3 separate regions of the Homo sapiens genome follow, and all the other regions are linked to region 3. Evidence: chromatin contacts called from ENCODE Hi-C or POLR2A ChIA-PET data. All regions are on one chromosome and are shown on one strand. The core of a region is the stretch at or near the end of the contact, and the rest is flanking DNA. Distances in the headings are between cores, read along the strand shown.

Evidence for each region. Hi-C counts contacts between places; a loop is a spot of excess contacts on that map. ChIA-PET counts read pairs that join two places held with the same protein, here RNA polymerase II (POLR2A). Pooled maps may share reads with other maps.
Region 1: a loop to region 3 is called in a map of adrenal gland, with 2.2 times the contacts of the local background. The contact joins the enhancer-like site here to the promoter of ZNF33B in region 3. A Hi-C loop is called at or near these places in 11 of 168 maps with a recorded cell type or tissue (CD8-positive, alpha-beta T cell, Caco-2, Calu3 and 8 more) and 21 of 50 pooled maps. POLR2A ChIA-PET finds 5 or more read pairs at or near these places in 3 of 52 experiments (GM12878, HCT116 and MCF 10A).
Region 2: a loop to region 3 is called in a map of K562, with 2.3 times the contacts of the local background. The contact joins the promoter of LINC00839 here to the promoter of ZNF33B in region 3. A Hi-C loop is called at or near these places in 1 of 168 maps with a recorded cell type or tissue (K562) and 1 of 50 pooled maps.

The regions. Positions count from the first base shown.
Region 1 is chr10:42,768,421-42,771,307 of GRCh38, reverse strand. LOC105378269 (a long non-coding RNA gene) reads right to left here. Exons shown (of 2, transcript NR_134498.1): 2 at 1,687-2,029. Among named protein-coding and RNA genes, the nearest start is that of BMS1, 13 kb to the left of the region's middle. RefSeq lists enhancers at 1,005-1,505, 1,506-2,006. Within about 2 kb of position 1,512, at least 2 of the 41 ENCODE cell types and tissues checked have a DNase peak (open chromatin) inside an H3K27ac peak, as active enhancers do.
Region 2 is chr10:42,474,002-42,476,821 of GRCh38, reverse strand. LINC00839 (long intergenic non-protein coding RNA 839) reads right to left here and starts at 1,331. Exons shown (of 5, transcript NR_026827.1): 1 at 942-1,331.
Region 3 is chr10:42,637,318-42,640,017 of GRCh38, reverse strand. ZNF33B (zinc finger protein 33B) reads left to right here and starts at 1,448. Exons shown (of 5, transcript NM_006955.3): 1 at 1,448-1,544. It overlaps LOC105378268 (a long non-coding RNA gene), which reads right to left and starts at 1,713. Exons shown (of 2, transcript XR_945898.3): 1 at 1,465-1,713. RefSeq lists a silencer at 1,529-1,698 and enhancers at 1,889-2,158, 1,818-2,686.

The DNA.
Region 1 (2,887 bases), core at 263-2,762, 130 kb before region 3:
TCCTGCTGCATGACACAGACCATGACCAAGAGCCGATAAGAGCCACTCCTTGGATGTAACAGAAACCAGCTTAATGCTGCTTGCAGGACAGTTCTTTGGGTGGCTTGGGCCAATGCAGTTCTCCCCACCTTTTTTTCTTTTTTTTCGTTTTGAATGGAATCTCACTCTGTTGCCCAGGCTGGAGTGCAGTGGTGTGATCTCGGCTCACTGCAACCTCCGCCCCCAGGGTTCTAGCAATTCTCCTTCCTCAGCCTCCACAGTAGCTGGGATTACAGGCACCTGCCACCACGTCTGGTTAATTTTTTTGTATTTGTAGTAGAGATGGGGTTTAGCCATGTTGGCCAGGTTGGCCTCAAACTCCTGACCTCATGTGATCCACCTGCCTCAGCCTCCCAAAATGCTGGGATTACAGGCGTGAGCCACCATGCTCGGCCCCCACTTTTTTACTTATAGTTCTCGAGAATAACTATAGAATGTGCTGAAAATGCAACATCCTGAGATAAGGAGGAACTGACCAAAACAGCCCAGGCTCTGTTCTTGTTCCCTCTAGAAACAGAGTGTTCTCCAATGCTTTAGCCCAGCAATTCCCACTACCCTTGAGTATAACACCCAGCGCCAGCTGCTCTGCAGGGTCTCTTAGTTGTGGTACAAGTGGAGCAAACAGATGAGAGTCCATCCACTCTGGACAGCTTTCCTGAGGCTTGGAGGACTGGCTTGTCCTGAAACCTAGGCTTCTATTGTCCCTCACAGCCAATCTGTAAGTAATAAACCCACTTCAGGTCACATGTTTATGGAGTGGGCAGTGTGTGAGGCCCTGGGGTGATTCAGTGAATCACATCAGGTGAGCATGAGGGGCTTCCTGGGAGAGGGGAAAGCCCATGTCAGGAAGGAAGGCCAGGAGAGGGGACCTGGTGTGGCAGAGGGCACTGTCCCTGGGGGAGTGGTGAGAGCCCTTAAGAGAGGAGGTTTGGATCCTGAAATCAGCAGGGAAGCCTGGAAAGATTAGCTGCGGAGAAGCAGACAGGGGTTTCAGCCTAATGCCTTGCTGGATGAAGAACTGCTTGGGTCAAATTTGCCTTTGAATCCCGGAACGTGGTGCCTGGTTTTCCCTCTGCATGTTGCCCTGTTTCTCAGCCACCTGTGTGTGTGGGTCCTGAGGTGGGGCCATCATGGTACACTTGAGGAGGGGCTCCATGTGGGACTCCAGGGATCCACAGTTCAGAGCTGGTTCCTCAGGGAGTAACGAAAGGGGTGGGGAGGAACCCAATCCTGGGCCTGGGAATGGGTACAGCAGAAAGTGAAAGTCAAAAGTGCAAGCAATGAAGAAAACAGTAAAACAGCGCCAACACTGCGCATGTTCAGTGGAAGGCAAGGCACGCCTTGCATTTGCAGTCACTAAGTCACACCACCTCCTCAAAAACCCTGGGGAGTTGGTGCTGACTTCCCAAGGCCACGGAGCCAGCAGTTGCAGAGCAGGATTTGTGCTTTCCTCAGCCAGGCTGTGCTGCCCTGCCACGCCCGCGCCAGGAGGCCACGCCCCCAGTGGAAGGCCATGCCCCCACGGCTTGCAAGGCTGGACTGCAGGCGGGTGAAGGACTCGGTGTCCTGTCTTGTAATTTGTCTCTTAAGTGTGACACAAACACACACACACACACCACGTTTGAAATTTGCTCCATGACACTCAAGTTCAGAAATCTCATGTAACTTTAATATTCAAAATCCATGTCAACCCCAATCATGTTTGTGGGGTTCTATGGGGTCTCGAATGAGGAATAGCTAGCTGGATTCCAGTCCACAATGGGCACCCTCACTGTTCGGCAGCATCCTGGGCCACAGTCCTCACGACTGGCTGGGCCAAAGAGACCCAGGACGCTGCAGGTTAAAGGCCAAGGCACTGGCCAGCCCTACGCCCACCAGCTGGACCCAGCCCAGTCCTTGTTCGTCCTCAGCTCCTCCTCCGCCTCAGGGAAGTCGCGTCCTGGTCAGGAGGACCTGCAACAGCCCACACTGTGTCCTTAGGGCGAGGGGGCTGTAAGAGTTAAAGAAAGGAAAGAAACATGAAAAGTGGCTCAACAGTCAAAGACAGGTTTATTTTGGAGAATAAACCTGAGGGGCTTCTAGCCTATTTCTGTCAGGAGCATTCTGTCTTACAGACTAGGAGTGTTTTAGGGTGAGAGAGCTTATCACAGATTTGAAGTGTTTCTGTGTGGGGGAGAAGTTTATGGCAGGGTTGGAATGTCTCCCGCGGGAGGGGATGTTATCTCAGGGCTGGCATGTCTCTGGTCGGAGAGGGGTTTATCTTAGGGTTGCAATGTTTCTGGTCAGAGATGTCATTTGTGGTTTATGGTCATGCTGACCGTAGCCATCAGGCTGATGACCTTTAGATTTAGGCAGTTTTTGATCAAGGGGAACTTTAAGATGGCGGTGCTTGTACAAGATGGAGATGCCCCTGCTCTGTCAGGGGCGAGGAGAGGCAACTCTGGGTGAGACCGCAGCAACAACAGCAGCAGAAAGGACCAACCTGCAGCTGGGCGCAGACCAGTCGGCAGGTCCTCCTGACCAGGACGCGACTTTCCTGAGGCGGGGAAGGAGCTGAGGACTAACAAGGACTGGGCCGGGTCCAGCTCGCGGGCGTAAGGCTGGCCAGTGCCTTGGCCTTGAACCTGCAGCGTCCTGTAATCCCAGCACTTTGGGAGGCGGAGGTGGGTGGATCATGAGGTCAAGAGATCGAGACCATCTTGGCCAACATGGCGAAACCACGTCTCTACTGAAAATACAAAAAATTAGCCAGGTACGGTGGCGGGCGCCTGTAGTCCCAGCTACTTGGGAGGCTGAGGCAGGAGAATCGCTTGAACCTGGGAGGCGGAGGTTGCAGTGAGCTGAGATC
Region 2 (2,820 bases), core at 82-2,581, 160 kb after region 3:
CAGAAATAATAGATGTTCTGTTTCACAAACACAGATACAAATATTCTAAGAAAAATATTGTTACATGAACTAAACCAAGCAAGAAATTAAAACTGAAATTAAACAACAAAGACCAGAGTAGGAAACAACAACCTACAATAGAAATGAACCAATAAAGGACTAATCTCTAAAGTGTCTTTAAAAATGCTTCACATCAATGTAGGAAAAACACAAATGATCCAAGACAAAAAGAACACTATGAAGGAAAAAAAAGGGGGGTGCATGGGCGAATAAATATTTGCTAAGCCGTACTATGAAGAGGGTTATTTCCAGTTCCAGATGAGAGATACCCACAGGCAGCCCGGGGGGTGGGACCCCAGGGGACAGGACCCCCAGAAGGTGACAGAGATCCTGGCAGTGGGGGACCTGGGGCAGAAGGTGACCCCATCCTCTTCCCGGGCTGCCGCTCAAGGCTCCTGCCGCTCCCGGGCTCCAGCGCCCTCTCACCGGGTCCTGATCAGGGCTCCCTTTCTCACCCCGGGTCAGGCAGAAGGCCCCGGACCCCAGTCCCAAAAGAAACGGAGGCTGCAGGGCTTCCACGCAGGAGAGAAGGGGAGGGCTCCTCTCCGACCCGGGCTCCTTCAGCGCCCACCCCAGCGGACTCTGAGAGGGCGAGGAGGAGGTCGGGGGCTAGGTTCAAGCCGCACTGGGCCCCGGATTCAAGAAAGAAACGGGCTCCTGAGACGCCTGTGCATCAGAGGGGTCCTGGCTCGGCCTGGGATGGGGCTCGGGGAGAGTCAGACGATCTGCCAGGCTCCCAGCCTGAGGCCGCCCTCCCCGGCGCGCAACCCCCGCCCCCACCGCTGGGGCCCTCCTGCCTTTCCCGGCACGTCGCTCCCCGAGAGGCCGAGACTCCTGCCTGTCCTTCCTCTGCCGCCGGTATCCCAGACTCCCGGACTCACGCGCGGCTGGGTTGCCGTCTCCTCCTTTCAGGGCTGGACGCCACAGGTTCCAGGCTTCTTGGGTTCTGGGAGGAGGCGCAGCGGAAGGCGAGGTCGCTGCATGAGGCAGCTCCAAAGTCGCCTCGCCCTCGCGCTGTTGCTGCCTCACTGCCTCCAGCCTCCAGCATCCGGAGAGAGTGCAGGCAGGCGGCACCCAGTTCTCTTCCTTCTCCTCCTGCCCACGGCGGAGCAGCCTCCAGCATCCAGGGAGAGTGCAGGCACGTGGTGCCTGGCCCTCTTCTTTCTCCTCCTGCCCAGGGCGGAGCCATACAGACCACGCTGCCTGGAGCAGGGTGAAATGCGGAAAGCCCACGGAGCAACTATTTATAATGACTTATTTAACTAGATATCCTGTAAGGCATGTTCGGATTGGATGAGAGCCACTGTGCAAAACAACTCTGATTGGATAATATGACCCAATCAGGGCTGGCTGAAATGTTCCTTCTCGTCCTATCAGACTCAGGGTATAGATGCTGGGGTGGGGCAGGAGCCAGCGCCCCCACCGGAATTTGTGGCCACTTCGCCTTTGGCTTTGCCTCCTGCCATGCCCCGCAGGCCCGGAGAATGTGGCCCCAGACTGAAATGAGAAGAAGGTGGCCCCGCCGAGGGTGAGTCTGGGGAGGCTGGAGTGGGGGCTGTGAGGGGGTGCCCGGGCAGGAGTCTCGGCCTCCGCTGGGAGCAGCATATTCAGTGTGTAATGTGAATAACAGGCAAAATAGGTCTTAATTTTTTGTATTATTAGTGACAAAGACTTCCGGTCAACCGCAGGCCGTTAGGAGTTATGCTTTGGGGGAGTTGAGAGTTAAACTTGGATTTTTGACTGTGGGGGGTTAGCATCCATATCCCCCACATTGTTCAAGGGTCAGGTGTATTTTAGAGCACTGGCATGAATCACTTTGGGTCCCACTTGTTGAAAATAGGCATTGACATTTGGAGGCGCCTCCTTGTAGCGAGCAGGTACTACTGATCTCTCTCTTCCACGTACTGACCTTTCCCCAGCTTCTGTGGAACCCTGTTTCCTGGAGTTTACTTACATTCTTTAGTCAATTCTTCTCTAATTCTTCTGAAAGTGGATTTGGAGCAAGGGAAGAGAAACCTGCAGTCTTGGCTGTGTCCAGGTTTTGGTTCTGATTCTTGTGTGCGGTCCACATTCAGATTGGGGTCCTTAATGAAATCCATGGCTTCATCTCTCCTTGCATGCCAGCATCACCCAATCGTGTATAGTTAAACTCGAACTCCCTTTGCACCACAGACTCCCATCTCCAGGTGTTTAACAGGAATTGGATACTGAGCATGTGATATTTTTACCTAAACCTAAATACATCTTTTTTCCTTGTTTCCCTGTGTGCTTGTCCCCTGCCCAACCATCAGCACCACAAATCTAGACGCCTAAAATTCATCCACCTCCTTTGTAATGGCACCCAACCACCACATACAATCCTTTTAAATATCTCAGTTCTGTATTTGGAAAATTACACATTTTAACTGTCTTTTCACTTCATTGCCTTTCCATTACTCTAGGCCCTCATGGTTTCTTCACTGTTAGACTAATGAGCTATGAGTGTTTACCCTCCTAATCCTGCATACTCCTTAAAACCTCAGGCAGAAAATGGAAATTAAACTCGTGGGCATTCAAGGACACCCCCACGATTTTCAGGGTAAAGTTTTTATGGCTTAGCTTAATGCCCAACGACTTTCACATTCCTCTGTTGATAATTTCAATCTCTTGAAATTCTCTCAAACAAAAATAACTAACACTTGTTAACAACTTCGTGTTTCCAGGAAATACTTTAAGCAATTAAAGTCATAATTAAAGTAACATATGCAAAAACCCTATCAG
Region 3 (2,700 bases), core at 199-2,698:
ATTTCTTTCAATTCTCATAATGGACTTAAAAAGTTTTGCTGGAATGGAGCTGCTTATTTTTCTCTATTATAAAATGTAACTGATATTAAATTTATAGTTTCTGTCTTTGGTATCACATCCCTTTTTGGTTTTTTTTGAGACAAAGTCTCACTTTGTCACCCAGGCTGGAGTGCAGTGGTGCCATGATGGCTTACTGCAACCTGGGGCTCAAGTGATCGTCCAACCTCAGCCTCCTGAGTAGCTGGGATCACAGGCGCCTGCCTACATGCCCAGCTAATTGTTATTTTTAATTTTTTGTAGAGACAGGGGTCCCACTATAACGCCCAGGCTGGTCTTGGACTCTAAGGATCAAGTGGTCCTCCTGCCTCCACCTCCCAAACTGCTGGGATTACAGGTGTGGGCCACTGTGCCTGGCCCACATGTCAATTTTCAAAAATTTATACTCGTTTAAATGTTTCAATACTGTATACATGTGAATTTTATCACGTGTGATCTATATATATCTCTATATTCCAAATTGTTAGGAATGACATGCTCTTTGGAATACTCCATTCTTTCCCTCACTGTTTTGAAATGCTGTATTTACTACACATTAAAGAATACTCTCAATCATGGTGTCTTATTTCCATGGAGCAGGTGCCAAACTACTTTGAATAGAGCAATATTATATATATAGATAGATATAGATATTTCTCAGGCATTTTTTCAAGCTTTTTAAAACGTATAATGGCTGTTCATTTAGTTTTTTACTTACTCTGGATAAAGTTGACAATGCTTTTGTAAAGTACACAATACACTAAAGATCAAAGAGAAAAAATACATAAAAAAATTTGTTGATATTCTTTTAGGAATTTTGTCTTCCTAAGAAAGGTACAGATAGACTAAATGTATTTCCATTTAGTCAAGCAATTTTAATGTCACAGGGGAAATCATGTGACATTTATTTTCTTCTTTCGGATTATGTCTATTTTCTGACTTTTCAATTTCCGTTTATTGCGTTAACGATTTTGATGAAGTAGCTTTCCTGTGGCACCTCCCCCATCCCCCCCATCCCTGCTCTCAAAGAATCGCTGATAGTGTCAAAGTCTTTTAAACTGTATCAATAAGATCTACTTCCTAACATTTAAAGTGAAACTGACACACAGCTGTCCTTTCCTTGAGGCGTCTGTGTCTAACCTGCACACTTGCTGCACACAGACCTCCCCTGCAGTGCATCCCTTTGGGTCGCCCCGGGAGAGCCAGGGCTGCGGGCAGTTCCCACACCAACTCAGACCGCATCTGTCCACTGCCTAGCGGGGCACCTCTCTGCCAATCCCGAAGGGCTGCTCTCGCGTCCTCACGGGAAAGGTAGTTTCCAGGTTGGGCGCCAACAGCGCCAGGCTTTGAGCGTGGGCTCTGCGCATGCCTCATCCACTGGCTACCTCTGCGTTTCTGCGTTTCCGCCTTTCCTTTTGTTTGTCTCACGTTTTGCGTGGGAGGCGGTCCCGGGATTTCAGGGGTCTACCGGCTCTCTTATGGCGAATGCAACCCGAAGAGAGAGTGAGGTAAGCCTCCGCGGGTTGGGCAGGGACGGAGAGGGGGCCCCGCGCGACTCCAGGAGCAGGCAGCCGGGGGCCAGTGCCAGGTGGTGGCGAGGAGTCCCGGGGACCTCACGGAGAAGCCGGGGACGGCGGGGCTGCAGCATGTCTACCAGGACGCTACGCCAGTTCCTCTAAGGCGCAGCCTCTGTAGGGAGCGGGCTACGCCCTGTGCGTTGCCCTGTTTGTAGGGGCCGCGGAGGAGGGCATGTGCGCTTGCGCGGTCCGAGCGCTGAGCCTTGCGGGAGGGGCAGTTCTCTGGTTGAGCGTGTTTACGCCCATGTGCTAGGGCGCGGCCCTACCTGGGTAGGAAAGGGCGGGTGCAGTCGCCCGCCCGACATACGGACTCTGTTGCCCGTTCTGCGTTCATCCTCTTTAGGTTTCGAACTGCCCTCCAGTCATGTCCATCACCCCATCTTGTTATTTGCTGTTCCTCTGTCCTAACTTGATCTTGCACTCAGGAAGGATCTTCAAGAATTACATAATTTTGGCCTAGCGCGGTGGCTCTCTCCTGTAATCCTGCACTTTGGGAGGCCGAGGAGGGTGGATCACCTGAGGTCAGGAATTCGAGACCAGCCTGACCAACATGGCAAATCCCCGTCTCTACTAAAAATACTAAAAGTAGCCATGCGTGGTGGCCTATGACTGTAATCCCAGCTACTGAGGCAGAGAAATGCTTGAACCCGGGAGGCGGAGGTTGCAGGTAGCTGAGATTGCACCATTGCACTCCAGACTGGGCAACAAGAACGAAACTCCGTCTCAAAAACAAACAAACAAACAAAAAACCAGAATTACCTAATTTTGCCTCATTTGTTAGAAGAAAAAATAATTTTTTTGTTTTTTGTTTGTCAAGGTTACTGACTTGTTCAGGATCAAAGTTTGTTAGTAGGGAGAACTAAAAGTCACTTCTCCTGACCCCTAAGCCAGTACTACTTTTCTACACACATCAAAGCAAGTTTAAAACATCCTTTTGAGAAATAGCAACAAAGTTAGATGAAGAAATTAAAACGGATTTTTTCTTTGAAGCACTGACGCTTATGGTTTTCTGTGGACTAACTCATCAGAGGTTAAGTAACATTACTGGGAAAATCGATAGCCTAGTCCTATTCTTTACAATGGTTTT